Linked DNA regions of Homo sapiens: region 1 is linked to region 2. Evidence: read pairs that join two places in POLR2A ChIA-PET (ENCODE). Cell type or tissue: OCI-LY7. All regions are shown on one strand. Each heading gives the region's core, and the rest is flanking DNA. Links, peaks and the distances in the headings are about the cores only. Region 1 holds the start of HUWE1 (HECT, UBA and WWE domain containing E3 ubiquitin protein ligase 1). Region 2 overlaps IQSEC2 (IQ motif and Sec7 domain ArfGEF 2).

What was found. ChIA-PET counts read pairs that join two places held together with the same protein. Peaks named below come from ENCODE experiments on the same cell type or tissue, not always from the same donor. Only the 100,000 strongest peaks of a DNase experiment are listed, where the experiment ranks them.
Region 1: POLR2A ChIA-PET joins it to region 2 with 22 read pairs; 2 of 35 experiments call an interaction of 5 or more read pairs at or near these places.

The regions. Positions count from the first base shown.
Region 1 is chrX:53,686,633-53,695,350 of GRCh38, forward strand. HUWE1 (HECT, UBA and WWE domain containing E3 ubiquitin protein ligase 1) reads right to left here and starts at 87. Exons shown (of 84, transcript NM_031407.7): 1 at 1-87. RefSeq lists silencers at 1-20, 94-268. In OCI-LY7, for the core only: no CTCF peak of the experiment used is centred there; a DNase peak (open chromatin) is centred at 119; H3K4me3 peaks cover 642 bases; H3K27ac peaks cover 391 bases.
Region 2 is chrX:53,256,355-53,264,785 of GRCh38, forward strand. The region is part of intron 2 of IQSEC2 (IQ motif and Sec7 domain ArfGEF 2); the gene reads right to left. Among named protein-coding and RNA genes, the nearest start is that of KDM5C, 35 kb to the left of the region's middle. RefSeq lists an enhancer at 307-902. In OCI-LY7, for the core only: no CTCF peak of the experiment used is centred there; no DNase peak of the experiment used is centred there.

The DNA of each region.
Region 1 (8,718 bases), core at 1-5,000, 430 kb after region 2:
CGCGGCCCTGCTTCAGCCCTGCTTCAGCCCTGCTCCAGCCCTGCTCCAGCCCTGCTCCAGCCCTGCTCCCCTCGCTAGCCCTCAGTCGAAAGCCTCCTCGCTTCGGCTCAGCTCAAACTCGATTTGGGGCTCCACCCACCGCAAGCGAAGCCCCGCCCCTGCCCCTCGGGAGGGAGCTCCCTCCGCGGTGAAGTCGGGTCCCTTGCAGGGGACCGCGCCTGAGCTACCCAAGGCCCAGTAAATGCAACCATAGAGGATGATAGGGTCGCTAAGAATTGGGATTTGATTCGAGGCACGGTGGAAGCCGCGGAAGGGAACATGATTTGATCTGATTTACCTTTAAAAATTAACGACCTCGCCAGATGCCTTGTGAAGAATGGGGAGTGTGGGGCAAGAGGGCAAGGCTGGACCCAGAGCGGAGGGTGGGAGACGACGTGGGAAGCCGACCACCCAGAGTTCACGCGAGCAAACCCTTAAAACACTTCAGGCACATAGTAAGCCCTCAATAAACATTCTTTTTTCCTCCTTTAATTATTTGGAACGGCAGTGCGATTGACAAGGATCCTGTAGAGGATCTGCATCTGTAAATACATGGGAATAAAAAGGACCTGGTGGGAGATCACCTGTTAACCCTACTTAATTATTGTGGGCTGCGGACGACATTGGAGGGGCGAAGAACTTTGACTTGGAACTCTAGCTACTTCGATAAGGTTTCAATTTTTAATAAAAAGTATGTATTAATTTAGTATTTAAAGACAAAAGCACTATTAAAAGAACTCCTGAGACATCGAGGAAATAAAAACTGTGATTATACCCTCCACTTCTCTAATTCCAGCCCTCCAGAGCAGTGGTTCATCCCTCGAATTGAGAATCTAATGAATGGGTCCCCCACCCCAATATATACTTACACATAAAATTTTGTATATGATCTCAGGAGATGTACAGGGCCCCTTCGAGATACACTGTTTCATTGAATATTTTTACAATTTTTTTTTTTTGAGACAAAGCATCACTCTGTCACCCAGGGTGAAGTGCAGTGGCACGGTCACGACTCACTGCAGCCTCGACCTCCTGGGCTCAAGGATCCTCCTGCCTGCCTACAGTCTCCCAAGTAGCTGGGCCTCCAGGTATGCGCCACCACGCCTGGATAACTTTTTATTTTTTGTAGAGGCGGGGTCTCACTATGTTGCCAGGCTGGTCTCAAACTCTTAGGCTCAAGCAGTTCACCCGCCTCGGCCTCCCAAAGCGCTGGGATTACAGGCGAAAGACCCGGCCCATCTGTAACATTTAGTGGCAACATGAAGCTATACTTTCTTTAGCATGTAATTAACTTCGGTTGTTCTTTTTTCATTTTAAAATTGGTTTCCTAATTACACATGATTATTGTAAAACACGGATAAATTTAAAGTTCCCCTTACATTCATATACACAAATAGAAAAGCATGGCTTTGTTTTTGTTTTTCATTTAAAAAATAAATAGCATCCTTTTTATGTATTGTTATGTTAATTGCTTTATTCACTTAATGTAGCTTGAAGATCTTTCCATGTCAATATATATAAATCTACCTCATTTATCTTACCTACTGCATAGTATTCCATTGAATGAATATACTGTAATCATTCATCTATGGATAAACACATGTTATTTTCAATCTTTGACTATTACAGTGGGGTTTTTTTTTTACTGTTAACAATGCTGCAATAAAATTCCTTGTACATGCTTTTTTCTGCAGATGCTAAAATATTTCTGTGAGATAAACATGGAGAAATGAAATAGTTGGATAAAGGTAGCACACATTTTTTTTTTTTAAGATAGTGTCTCACTGTCACCCAGGCTGGAGTGCACTGGTGCGATTAGGGCTTACTGCAGCCTTGACCTCCAAGGCTCAAGCGATCCTCCCACCTCAAGCAATCATCCCACTTCAGTCTTCCCTCGAGTAACTGGGACTATAGGCGTGTGCTATCACGCCTGGCTAATTTTTGTATTTTTTGTAGAGATGAGGTATCACTACGTTGCTCAGGCTGGTCTCAAACTCCTTGGCTCAAGTGATCCTCCTGCCTCGGCTTACCAAAGTGCTTGGATTACAGGCGTGAGCCACTATTCTCTGCCCAAAGATAGCACATTTTGAAATTCTAATACATAATGTCAAATGACAAATTGCCACGTAGAACGACTATTTCAGTTTATACCTCCACTAGCAGTGAGTAAGAATTAGCATTTCCCTAAATTCTTACCCGGACTCGATATTAACCAATCATTTTAATATTTTGCCAATATAATGGGTGAAAAATGTCTCATTATTTACATTTCCCTGATTATTAGCTAAGGAGTATTTTCTTTCTTTCTTTCTTTCTTTCTTTCTTTCTTTCTTTCTTTCTTTCTTTCTTTCTTTCTTTCTTTCCTCTCTCTCTCTCTTTCTTTTCTTTCTTTCTCTTTCTTTCTTTTTTTTTTTGAGACAGTCTCACTCTGTCTCCCAGGCTGGAGTGCAGTGGCATGATCATGGCTCACTGCAGCCTCGATCTCCTGGGCTCAAGGGATCTTCTTGCCTCAGCATCCTGAATAGCTGGGATTACAAGTGCAAGCCACCATGCCTGGCTAATTTTTTTTGGGGGGGGAGGGGGGAGTGGGGAACAAGATGAGGTCTCACTATGTTGCCCAGCCTTGTCCCAAACTCCTGGGCTCAAGCAATCCTCTCCAATCTGCCTCAGCCTCCCAAAGTGTTGTTTCAGGCGTGAGCCACCGCACTGTGCCCCAAGAGATTTTTATCTATTTTATTATGAAAGTTTTCAAACATACGACGTTGAAAGAATTTTACATCTGTATACCCACCACATTGATTTTACCATGTTTTGTTATAACTTTACTACATATATGTCATTTATCTATCCACCAATCAAGCCATCTTATTTGTATGCATTTCTCTTTCTCATGTAACTAAACTCTCCAGAGTTTATTCTGTTGATATTTTCAAAGAACTATTTCTTAGATTTATTTTTCTGTTCTACCATTTTTCCCATTCTCTACTTAAGTTATTATTTTCAGCTTTAATGTTTATTAATATCTTCCTCCAGTTTTCTCTAAGTTTATTTTTTTCAGTGTTTTACTTCATATGAAGTGCTCTCATTCTTATTAATTTCTAGTTTATAATTTTAGGTTTGATTTCTTCTTTGACCATGAGATATTTAGAAGTATTTTCTTTGTGAGGTGACTCAAATTTTTTCTTATCTGGATGTTTTTGTGGTTAGAGGTTAGCTGTACTGCACTGTGTTCCATTAATGTGACTTTTATTATTTCTACTATTGGAAATGCATTGTGCTTTCTTTTATGATTCAGTACCTGATCAATCTTGGCAAGAGTTGCATAGGCATTTTTAAAAACTTTATAGCGTACAATTTATGTGCTTTTATAACTGTTTTCTTCATACATTTAATGGAATATTGGTTGCTATGTATGTTTATGACAGAAGATAGTCTTGGTAGATAGTCTCTTTTTTTCTTTTTTTAGAGACAGGATCTCACTCTGGTGCCTAGAGCTAGAGTGCAGTGGCACAATCATAGCTCACTGTCACCTCAAACTCTTCAGTATCTCTCTTTACCCTGTTTAAAGTTTTTTTTTTCCTTGAATACTATTTTTCTTTCTTTCTTTCTTTTTTTTTTTGAGACACAGGACACAGTTTCACTCTGCCACCCAGGCTGGAGTACAGTGGTGCAATCTCGGGTCCCTGCAACCTCTGCCTCCCTGGTTCAAGCGATTCTCCTGCCTCGGCCTCCTTAGTAGCTGGGATTACAGGCCCATGTGCCACCACACCCGGCTAATTTTTGTATTATTAGTAGAGATGGGGTTTCACCATGTTGGCCAGAATGATCTCGAACTCCTAACCTCAAGTGATCCACCCACCTCAGCCTCCCAAAGTGCTGGGATTACAGGTGTGAGCCACTGTGCCCAGCCTGAATACCAATTTTTCTAATATTCATGCTGTCATTTTTGTATATGTAAATATCTTTTTTTTTAACTGATTACAGAAGATCAGACAAATCCACAAATTATTCGAATAGAGTTAATGGCATGATGTATATTCTTTCAGAACTTTTTCTATATATACATTTACACCTATATTACAATGCAGATTTTTTAAACCAAAAAAGGAGAAATAAAGATATATTTAAGTTTTACAACTTGCCTTATTGACAATGCATTCTTGAAATTCTTTCTGTCAGTGTCTATACGTTTACCTTATTCTTTTTAATTGATCTCTGGAGCTGGCACTTACACAGTGCCTGGCCCATCACTTGCTTTTTTTAAAAAAATTAAATATTGCTTCAGGGAAGCCTTCCTTGACCCCCGCCGCCCCGCCAAAACTGGATCAAGGTCCACTGTAATACGCGTTCATAGTACTCTGCTATTTTCCTCCCAAACCACCCAAAACAATTGTACAGTTGTGTGATTAATATCTGTTCCTCACCACCCTACACACACACACCTCACACCTCTACACTGAACAGTGAGCTCCTCAGAGGCAGGGACCAAGCCTGTTTTTTTTCCTACTCATACACCAGCACCTATTATAGTGCCTGGCAATTATATCTGTTCGATAAATATTTTTGATGCGATTATGCCCATTTTACAGGTTAGAAAGCTGTGCAAATTAAGTAACAGTTGTCCTATAAGAAATCCCCTGAGGCTACTCAGAAATAAATAGAGGTAACAACAGATTATGAGTGCCTTAACACGCCAATACATAACATATTTTCCTTAGTTTTAAATTATTCACATAGGGTAGATATTCCTTTGGATTGTTACTGAGTTTTCATTATTATGGAGAGTGCTGAAATAAACATTCTTGTAGTAATAGCTTTACACATGTTTGTACTCCTATAAGATAAATAAATAAATAGAAATTGAATTCCTGCAAAGGGAATGCACATTTTACAATTGGATAGATATTGCCAAATTGCCCTCCAAAAGAGATTACGCGAATTTATATTTGTAGTACCCAAGTATGAGAGTGCCTTCCGCCCCCATACCCTTGCCAGAGCTGTGCATTTTCACTAATTTTTTTCTTTGGTAATCTGATACTTACAAAGTGATATGTCATTCTTTTCATTTTCATATCTTTGATTTTTGGCGAGGTTGAATATCTTTTAATTAGTTTCTTGGCCATTTGTATTCTTCTTCTTCTAAATGTATAGCTTGTTTGTACATTTTGCCCATGTTTTTTGTTGAATAGTCTTGTTGTTGAGTTGGAATAGCTCTTTTTATATCACGGATAATACTCTTGTCTTCCTGTCATAAATATTTTCTTCATTTTTTTGTTTGTGTTTTAACCTTATAAAGCTGTTTCTTAGAACATACAAGTTTAACATCCTTTATATAATCAAATTTGTTATCATTTCATTTATTTATAGTAGCTGGTTTAAGTGCTGTGTTCTGAAAGGCTTTGCCCACTTCAAGACTAGAAAACTCTTCATCTATGTTTTCTTCTAACGCCTTTATGGTTTTGAATATTACATTTCAATATTTGTCTCATGTGGGTATTATTTTGGCGTGTAGTACAAACGTAGGATTCCAACTTTATTTTTTTCTCAAAATCTATCCAATTGTTCTTCATAATTATTGAATAGTTGACATTTCACTCATTAACTTAAAATGCCCCCTTTATCAAATACTAAATTCCCTGACATTTTGGGATGCATTTGTAGAATCTTCTGTTCCATTGTGTAATAGTTAAGAGTGCCAGCACTGGAGCTGGATTTGAGCCCAGCTCTGCCATTCATAGTTTCCTCTTCTGTAAAATGGGGATAATAGTACCCACCTCATAGGGTTGTGATTACCGGATAAGTTCATTTATGTACAATGATTAGAACTGTTCCTGGCCTTCAGTAAGTATTTGGTATTTTTGTAGTATTTATTATTCTTAAATTTTTAGTATTGCTTTTTATTTTTCATAGTATACAATCACATGATCTGCACATAATATTTTTATCTCCTTGTAGAGTGACTGTTAATCAACTTGAACAATTTGGAGATGACGTATTACAACTCTACTTATCCCTCATCCTCATATGTTGTCCAACCTAGGTATCTTAACTCTAGGTAGTTAGGAAGGGAGAGGAGAAAAGAGGAAAGGAAAATGAAGCCATCCGTATTCACAGATGGCATGACTGTCTACACAGAAAATCCCAAATAGCGTGCGCACGCACACACACACACACACACACACACACTTCCCTAGAACTAATACATGAATTTAGCAAGGTTGCAGGATACAAAGTCAACACACAGAAATCAATCACATTTCTTTATCCTAGCAATGAACAATACTATTTGTAATAGCTCCCCAAAAATAAAATGCTTAGGTAAAAATCTAACAGAACGTGTACAGGACCTTTATGCCGAAAACTACAAAATGCTGATGAAAGAAATCTCCGAAGTCCTCAATAAATGGAGAGATAGACCGTATTCAGGGACTAGAACACTTAACATATTAGAGATGTCAGTTCTCTCTAAGTTGATCTATAGGCTTCATGCAATTCCTATTAAAATCCCAGCAAGATCTTTTGTGGATATATATCGACTCTAAACTTTACATGGAAAGGCAAAAGAACAAGAATAGCCAAAGCAATTTTGAAAAGATTAATAAAGTTGGAGGAATCACACTGCTATACCTGATTTTAAGACTTACCACATAACTGCAGTAATCAAGACAGTACGGTTTTGGAGAAGAGACAGACATATAGACTAACATAACAGAATAGAGAATGCATAAATGGACTCATACAAATCTTGATCAAAACCTCACACCTTATACAGAAATTAACTCAAAATGGAGCATAGATCTGAATATAAATCACAAAACTATAAGAAAACATAGGGGAAAATCTGGAACTTTCTTTTTTTTTTTTTTTTTTTTTTTTTGAGAGGGACTTTCACTCTTGTTGCCCAGGCTGGAGTGCAATGGCACAATCTCGGCTCACTACAACCTCCGCCTCCCAGATTCAAGCGATTCTCCTGCCTCAGCCTCCCCAGTAGCTGGGACTTACAGGCACGCGCCACCACGCTAGGCTAATTTTTTTTTTTTTTTTTGAGATGGAGTCTCGCTCTGTTGCCCAGGCTGGAGTGCAGTGGCATGATATTGGCTCACTGGAACCTCTGCCTACCGGTTCAAGAGATTCTTGTGCCTCAGCCTCCCGAGTAGATGGGACTCGGGCGTGTGCCACCATGCCTGGCTAATTTTTGTATTTTTAGTAGAGACAGGGTTTCACCATGTTGGCCAGGTTGGTCTTAAACTACTGACCTCAAACAATCTGCCCCCTTCGGCCTCCCAAATTGCTGGGATAACAGGCATGAACCACCACACCCGGCCTGTATGTTTTTATTTATATGACATTTTTTCAGAAGACAAACTATAGTGATAGAGAACAGGTCAGAGATTAGGCATGGAGGCATACGAATTCAAAGCAATAATAAGATTAAGTTTTTGGAGGTGATAGAACTTTTCTGTATCCTGATTGTGGTGGTGGTTACATTAATCTATGCATGTGTTAAAATTCTTGGAACTATACACAAAACGTCAAATTTACTGTATTGATAAAAGTACAGGAAATGATGCTATAATTAGAATGACACCTGCTATGTCTTGTAGGTCAGTACACAACTTTAGGTTTATCTAACCATGTTTTTACCCTTACAATTTCTTCTGGGAATGCTAAGCTCACTGTAAAATATCCTTAGTACAGGTAAGCCTCTGTGCTCAATCCAGTTAACCCTGTCTTGTTCTACAAGGTGCATCATTAGAATTCTTTCAGTTACAAATAATAGCAAAGCCAAACACACAGTATTTTATTATTTCCCATAAGTCCAGCTATAGAGGGATTCCAGGGCAAGTAATTCAGCAGCCCAGCAATGTCACTAAGGACCTAGTTTCCTTCCATCTGGTTCCACTATCTTCAGCCTATTAGTCCTTCACCTTATGATTACAAGACATCCATAGGTACTCAGGTATCCCAAGGCCATACAAAAGCATTAAGAGTCTGGAAGAAAGAACATAACTGTTATGTGTCCTTTATTAAGACCAAGAGAAACTTTCCCTATGCCCCCAGTAGATATCCCCTCTTATTGGCCAGAAATTGTGTCTCACGCCCATGCCTAAACCAATCATTTGGCAAGGGAAATAGAATTATCATGATTAGTTAGCTCAGACTAGTGCCACTCATTGTGTGGTCCCTGGACTGGTGCTAGTCTGTAAACTGTTGGTTAACAGACTGTGACAAGCTGAATACAGAAGTTGAGAATACACATTTAGAAACTTGTATAACAAATTGAGTAATTGTTATGTCTTTTGAAGCTAATACAAATTTGGGGCTTGTATTTTGTAGGTCTTCATTTGAGAATCCCTGCTCCCTTGATGTACAGTGTTGCCCTATGTGAGAACAAAAATGGGGTCTCTATGAGGGAGGAAGAAAGTGAAGGATGGCCATTGGGTAGGACATCAGTAGTGTGGGCCATACAGAAAATGGTAGGGATGATATTGCTCCTAGAAATCCTGGAAAATTCCACACAAGAACAGAATTTGGGACCAGCACCATGGAGCAGGCTCTCCTTTTGGCTTTACTTGCACGCTCTTCTGTAGTGCTACCACTCCCAGGGTGTAGAATCCCAAGCAATTGTGTCTGTCTGAGAAGCCACACCCCAAAACCTGTTTCCCAGCAAGCTCAACA
Region 2 (8,431 bases), core at 163-5,162:
TCTCCCCTAGACCACTCTCCTCCCAGTCTTGTCTCCTCATGCCCTTTCTTCTGCCCCCTCACAGCTCCACCCCTCCCCACAGACCTCTTCCCCTTACAGCTCCATCCCCTCCTGGCCTTGTCCCCAACGCAGTGCTCGCTGTGATTTCCCTCCCAGTCCGATTCCCAGCACCACCCCAGACTAGCTCCTTCAAAGCGCCACCCCCTCCCAGCCCTGTCCCAGCTGTGTGAGGCCCACCCCTGCACACAGCTCTCCCCTCATCCGCCCAGCCCTGTCCCCTGCAGCCTGGCCCCTGCCCCCTGGTGCCTGGACTCCGGGCCAGGCCAAGCCAGTTCCCAGGGTTCCCTGGTTGCGAGGGCAGGGCCAGCAGCAGGGCAGGGCGAGCAGCAACAGTGGGAGGCGCCTCCCATCCAGCATCCTCACAGGTAAAGAGCAGCCCTGCGGGGCAGCTTCCTTTTTCTCCTCATGGCCTCCTCTGCTCAGCTGGGGGAAGGGGGCAGGGGAGTCTCCACGCGTGGCAGGAGCTGGGCCCCGGGTCTTGCCTGCCCTGGTTTCCCAGAGCTGTTGTTCCACCAGAACTGCTCCCATGGTGCCATGGCAACCAGGCTGCCAGGGAACCCAGGTGGCGACAGAGCCCAGGCGCCTTGAGCCGAGCCTGCACGGTGAAGAGCCACAGAGGTGGGGAAGACAGGGAAGGAGTCGGGCGGGAAGGAACACGCAGGTGAGGCATGGAGGAGGCTGTGGGGGGAATGGGTGTGGCTGGGACCCAGAGAATGGTCTCATTATGGGGGGCACAAGGTTGGAGGCTCTTGGCTGGTAAACAGGTGAAGGGGTACTCCCCAGCCCCTATTCGGCAGAGGCAAAGGCAAAGGGCAGAAATGGGCTGGGGTAGGTACTGGGGGGGACCCTACCAGTGCAGGAGCTGGAACTGCAACAGGCCTGCCAGCCTTGCAGCAGAGCGCTTTGCACTGGGGGCTGGATGTGGTGTGAAGGCTGCGCCCACGAGGCCCGGTCCCGGGCTGCAGCGCTGTGGAGCTCGGCTCCGCCCTGGGGAGAGCTCCCACCCATCGCTCGCTCTCCACCCCAAATTCTCTCTCCTCCTGGGCCTGGGGCGGTGGCCCTGACATCACCCCCACTCCAGGGTTCAGCCCCAGCTCAGCCCACCCCCGGCATCCAAGATGTTCCTCTCCTCCCTGCCAGGACTGCAGGATCTTGCCCATTAATCTCTCAAACCTCCCCTCCCAGCACACGGCTCAAGCCCAGTTTTGATCAACTGTCTCCTGTATGCATGAACCATCATCTATAACTTCCACTGCTCAGAAGAGATAGCCCAAGTCCCTTATTCTGGCATTTGAGGCTTCTCCAAGATACAACAGCTAATATTTATAGACCATTTAGCACATTTAGGTACCATTCTTACCACTTCACACTGAATAACTTGCTTGCTCTTCAAGACAACCGTATGAGGTAGGTACTGTAATTTATCTTCATTTTACACATAAAGAAACTGAGGCCCAGAGAGGTTAAGTAACATATCTATGGTCACACAGCTACTAATGATAGAGCCAGGATTCAAATCCAGGCAGTCTGACTCCAGAGCCCACACTCTTAAACATTAAGCCATACTTCAGGGTTGGCTGCCAGCCCCCTATTCCATCCACCCATCATTCCAGCCTGGCCCACATCCTGCTTTTCCCAAATGCTCCTCTGCTTTCTACCTCCAAAACTGCTCATACAGTACCTACCACTTGAAATGCAATCCCCATCGTCTCCGCCATCTGCAATCTGAGAAATTCCCCCACATCCTAGTTCCGTCAAGATTCAGGTCATATGCCACCACTAAGAAGCCCTCCTGAATCCCGCCTCCAGCCAGAAATTATTGCTGATCCTGTTCAGAGCTCCCACACACAGCACATGTCTGTCCTGCTTTTTATGGCACAGGTTAGCTTTGGCAAAGCATGACAGCTATTTGTGTTCATGACTCCCAGAATCCCAGCTCAGGAAGAGAATTTGATAATCTCCCAGCTAACACAGAGCACACGGCCTGGAACAGAGTAGGTGCTCAATAAAAGCTGCCGTCCAGAGGGAGTCAATGAATGTGCTCAGGAGGCTGCTCTAAGAAATACTCTCTCCTGAACTTTTACCACAGCCTCCGATCTCCTCTTCCAACCCATTCTTCACCCTGTGGCCAGTGAGAGCTTTCAAAAGTACAAATCTGGGCCGGGCGTGGTGGCTTACTCCTGTAATCCCAGCACTTTGGGAGGCTGAGGCGAGCAGATCACATGAGGCCAGGAGTTCAAAACCAACCCAGGCAACATGGCGAAAACCCGTCTCTAATGAAAATACAAAAATTAGCCGGGCGTGGTGGTGGGGGCCTGAAATCTCCTGCTGAGGCAGGAGAATCACTTGAATCCAGGAGGCAGAGGTTGCAGTGAGCCAAGATTGTGCCACTGCACTCCAGCCTGGGAGACAGAGCGAGACTCCGTCTAAAAACAAACAAACAAACAAACAAACAAAACCCACCACCACCACCACCACCAAAAGTACAAATCTAGGCCTGGCGCCGTGGATCATGCCTGTAATCCCAGCACTTTGGGAGGCCAAGGCAGGTGGATCACCTGAGGTCAGGAATTCAAGACCAGCCTGGCCAACATGATGAAACCACATCTCTACTAAAAATACAAAAATTAGCTGAGCATGGTGGGTGTGCCTGTAATCCCAGCTACTTGGGAGGCTGAGGCAGGAGAATCACTTGAACCCAGGAGACAGAGGTTGCAGTGAGCTGACATCGCACCACTGCACTCCAGCCTGGGAGATAGAGTGAGACTGTCTCCAAAAAAAAAAAAAAAAAAAAAAAAGTACAAATCTAGCTGGGCACAGTGGCTTATACTTGTAATCCCAGCTACTCCAGAGGCTGACATGGAAGGATCACTTAAGGCAGGAGTTGAAGACCAGCCTGGGCAACATGGCAAAACCTCATCTCTACCAAAAATACAAAAAATTAGCCAGGTGTGGTGGTGGGCCCCTGTAGTCCCAGCTACTTGGGAGGCTGAGGCACGAGAATCGCTTGAACCCGGGAGGTGGAGGCTGCAGTGAGCCAAGATTGTGCCACCACACTCCAGCCTGAGTGACAGAGTGAGACTCCATCTCAAAAAAAAAAGTATTGCCAGGCATGGTGGCTCAGGCCCATAATCTCAGCACTTTGGTAGGCTGAGGTAGGAGGATCACTTAAGCCCAGGAGTTCAAGACCAGCCTGGGCAACATAGGGAGACCCCGTCTCTACAGAAAATAAAAAATTAGCCAGGCGTGGTGGCGCATGCCTGTGGTCCTAGCTACTAGGGAGGCTGAGGCAGGAAAATCGCTTGAGCCCAGGAGGTCAAGGCTGCGGTAAGCCGTGATCCTGCCACTGCACTCCAGCCTGGGCAACAAAGTGAGACCCTGTCTCAAAAACAAAAACAAAAACAAAAACAAAACTGTACTAACCTAACTATTTCATTCTCTCACTAAAACCCTTCCACAGCGCCAGATAACTCACTCAACAAACAACAACTGAGCACCCTCTGTATGCCAGGCACAGTGCTGGGTGCTGGAAATATACTAGTGAGCAAAATGCACGAGAACATTCTCAGGGAGGTGATGTTCTAGTGAGGGAATGGGTGTGGCTGGGACCCAGAGAATGGTCTCATTATGGGGGGCACAAGGTTGGAGGCTTACAGAAGAAAGAAACAAGTAAATATATCCTGCCATTTCAGGTAGGGGTGAAGTGCTAGGAAGGAAAATATAGCAGATTGCGAAAAGGTGCTGTTTGAGAAGTGGTGCTCAGGGAAGGCCTTTCTGGAGCAATGGCATATAAGCAGAGTGCTGAGGGAAGTGAGAGGAAGTTGCATGGCAAAGGCAGAGCAGTCCAGAGAGAGGGTACAGCCAGCGCAAAGGCCCGGAGGTAGAACTGTGTCTGGCATGTTCGAGAAACAGTGAAGAGGCCAGTGTGGCCGGAACAGAGTGAATGAGAGGAGATAGGAGGTAAGATCAGAGAGGTCATGGGGGCCAAATCGGAAAGGGCATGAGCCTACAATAAAGACTTTGGCTTTTGCTCTGATTGAGGTGAGCAGAGGAGGGACATGATCTAACTTGGGTGTTCCAGGAATCAGCAGCCATGGGATAACCTTCAACTTCCTCACTGTGGCCATGGATGGCTCTCCTGACTTGACCCCCACCTCATATATTCTCTGCCCCATTGCCCCAACCTGGCTACCTCCTGCTCAGCCTTCAATGCTCTGCTCAGGTATGCCTTTCCATGCCTGCCTGCCTCCTCCACACAGGCTGTCTTACACCCGCTCCTCTCGGGCTGCAGTAGGGCCCTGTTGTCACCTCTAATTCCTAGGGCAAAGGCACTACTTAGCTCATTGAATTCTTGAAACTTACCAAGGCAGGCACCATTAGCCTCATTTCATAGATGAAGACACTGAGGCTCAGAGAGGTGACATAAACTTGCTCAAGGTCACATAGCTATTAAGTAAAAAAGCTAGGATTCAAACCCAGGGCCCAGGCTTTTCATGACATCTTGTTGCCTCTCCTCACTCCCGGCTCCGTGCTGCCCCTGGCTCTGCACTCTTTGGCAATTCCTCCCTTGAGAGCTCACCCCCGTTTTGGTTGCAAAGGGAATAGTGGCAGGGAGATCAGGCTGTCAGCACAGCCTCCCACAAGGGAGCCTGGCAAAAAAAGGAGGGTGCTTGACGGCGTTGCTTCTGACATCATACATACTGCTGAAGAAACAGCACTGGGGATGTGGAATCCCTCAAGTCAGAGCCCCCAGAACAACACTCGGGGACATGCTGATCACATGGAAAATCTCTCTTCTTCTCTTTCTCTCGCACACATACACACACATGCAAACACACAGAGAGAGAAAGAGCCTGTTGTAGAGTAAGACGCTGGGCAGGCCAAGGCTCAGGTCCTGACTGCCACTGACCAGCTGTGTGAGCCCGTGCATGTCACTTTTCCTCTCTGCAACTCAGTTTCTCATCTGTGCAGGGGTCAAGCAAAACCAACTCCCTCTTTGGATTCCTGGACTTCAGAAACGGTCTGGGAGCACCCCCTCTCTGGACTCTTCCCAGCCAGGAGCAAAACATCTGCATGTGCACACACACACACACACACACACACATACACTCACACACATGCATGCAGAGGTACAATAACACAGACACATGCAAAGGCAGACAAACCTAGAAACAAAAACACATCCACAGACACAAGAAAATAGACACAAACACATGCAGACATGCACATATACGGACACAACCACACACACACACTCACACACACACACACACGCCCATGTGCGCTGTCTGCTGGGCTATTCTGTGGGGGAAATTGGAGAGCATCCTCTGCAGAGGGGGAAATAAGCTATGCTACACAAATAACCACAGTACAAAGCAGAAAGTTATCAGGGCTGGGGAACAGAGGAAGTGCTGGGGGAGTGCAGGAGAGAGATCCCTTCTGTTTGGGGGTGGTTGAGCAGAATAAAAATAAACTCGCACTTACTGCGCACCTTCCCTGTGTCAGGCATTTTCCACACATTATTTAATCTGCATGGCAAACGTGAGGGAAGAATTAGGATTCCTATTTTGCAGATGAAGAAAAAAACTCCAAGAGGGGAAATGACTGCCAAAGGTCTCAGAGCTAGCAAGTGGCAGGACAGAGATTCAAACCCCAAAGCTTGTGCTAGTTCCTCTGCTGCCCGGAAGGCTTCCTGGGGGAGGAAGCTTGTGGACTGGGTCTTGCCTGGAAGGAGTTGGTAGAGATGAAGAGTGAGGGAACCTTGTGTGCCAAAGCACTAAGATGGGGAGAAGCAGTGTAGGATGTTCCACAGGGATCTGGGGCTGGCCTGCCCATGGCAGGGGCACTAATCCTCCTCAAATGCTGCTTCTAATGGGAGGTCTTCTCTCCCTCCTTCCCTTTATTGGCACTGCCCGGAACCAGGCAGCCAGCAGGGGATGGGATCAGGATGCAGTTGTCATGGAAACGAATGGGGGCTGTTGCCATGGATATCATAAGATGAGGGCAAGAGGAAGCTAGGGATGGTGAGGACTATCCCCATGACAACTTAGGTGGCAGTGGGGGGAACGGGACGGACTGGAAGTAGAGACAAGAAAACAAGACGAGGAAGGTCATTGCACCTGGATGGGACCAGGGGCTTTGGGTTCTGGAAGGAGCAGACTGGGCCAGGAGACTGGACCCAGTGGCAGGGGAGAGAGGAGGCAGGGGGACTGCAGCCACCTCTCCCTCCAATATTTCTTCTGCAAGCTAGTTCTGCTGCCCAATCCCAGTGTCACAGGGATCTAAGCCCTAGCCCAGCCTGGCTTGGCACAGGAACTGACAGGGAAGAAAGCAGCCTTCAGAGGAGCTGAGCTGCATACACGGGCTTTGGGAGCGCAAGACCTGAGCTTGAATCCCAGCTTTGCTGCTGTGCAGCCCTAAAAATAATAGTTGTCATTTATTGAGTTGTCATTTTGCTAGGCTGAGCAACACTGCAAGGTTTGGGTTGTTCTCTCTGAGGAGGACAGCACAGATGATGAAACTGAGGTACAGAGAGATGAAGTAACCTGCCCAAAGCCTTGAAGCTCAGCACTGGTGGAGCCAAGATTCAAACAAAAGTGTATCTGAACACAAAGCCCGTGCTCTTACCACCACCCCACCCTCTGTCCCAGGCACTATAAGCAGTCCCTTCAAGGTACAGTCCTCGCATTCTTCATCTCCCCGTGCCTTCCCACAGTGGCACACAAAGGATCGCATGCTGGGTAAATATTTGTGGAGTGGGTGAACGAGGAAGCAACCCGGGAGGAAGCAGGAAGGACTGAGGTTAGATGGAAGAAGCTCCTGACCTCAAGAGCGATGACTCATGGATGTGGCTAGCCAAGGGTGGCAGAAGATGCACAGAGCTGGGATGGACTGGACGGACTAGGCTTTATGAACCATCCAATCCCACAGACCCAAATGGAGGCCCAGAGAGTCAAAGTGACTTGCCCAGGGTTGCACAGGACAAGAATCCCCCTCACCTCTGGCCAGCATCCCACTCTTAGCTTCAGAAGCCCCTCTGAATCTGGCCTGTCTCCCCACCCCTCACCTCCCACCCTGCCCTGTAAGTTCCTCAATGTCACAGGCAATAGCAGGTTACTTGCAATTCCTAGACTACAGCAAGCTGATCCACATAACCAAGCCCATGCTCATACTCTTCCTTTGTTTCTTCTGCCCAGAATGTCTTCTGTCTCCCCTTCACCCCCCGACTTGCTTGATCTGGGTGAGCTCATCTTCATCTTGCAGTACCCTGGGCAGGTTGGTCCTTCTGGGAAGTCAATGCTGACTCACTCCTGCCGCTCACGGAACATGACAGGGTCAGTGACTCCCTCCCCTGTGTCTTATGCATACCCATATTATCACAGTCAGTCTTTCTTCCTGGCTAACTTGTGGTTCTCTCTTAAAGTGTCCGTCTCCCACCCCACACCCCCGTCCTGTTTCCCAAGGGCAGCGGCCCGGTGTGATTCACCTTTGCGGACCTATGGCACTCATGCCAGTACTAAGCACACAGCAGTTACTCAGCAGCCACCCTGGGTCCTCGAAGACCACAGGTAGAAATCACGTGTGTCTGTGTGTGTGTGACCATCCTGCCTGACAACTGTCACCCTAAAGGCCACAGCCTCACGTGCTTAAAAGCCACCCACACCCAGCCTTGTGATTACATCCACCAGACACAGACATCAAGGCTGCCAGGTACATAAAGTCACCACTTCACACAATCAACCTCACACTCAGAATTCCTCACACCCAGTCTCACATCATCACATTTCCTCAGCTCTGCAGCAGTGTGCACAGTCTCACAACTGTGAGACCTGCAGAGCCTTGTGCAAAGACATGTGTGAGGATGGCCGGCCACATGGAGGCCATGCGTGCACACATATTTCTCTCACGGCTGATCAAAACCCCACCCCCTTCCCACAGCACAAGCCCTCTGCCCGATTCAGCCAATTCAGTTGCCCACGGGTCGGGAGGGTCATCTGACCCTGACTTGCCCCCTCCCCCCATGTAGTTGAACCCCCGTCCCCACCCCCACACTTGCTTCTCTCTCCATTCAGCGGAAGGGTAGAATGGTCTCCTCGTCCCCAGCCCCAGGTCACCTACATTCACACACCCTGGAGAGCAGAATAAACAGAGTAATGTACCCACCATTCCCCTGCATGACCCTGGAGCGCTCCCCCAGGTTTTTGTCTATGCGGTCCCTGTCTCCTATAATGCCTTCTCACCCCTTGCCACCTTTTCAAACCCTTACCAGCCTTCAAGGCTCAACTCTTGCACCTCTTCCTCCAGCAAGCCCTCCTGGACACCACACCTCCCCACCCACCTTGACATCTCCTTCCTCTCTGGGCCAGGAACA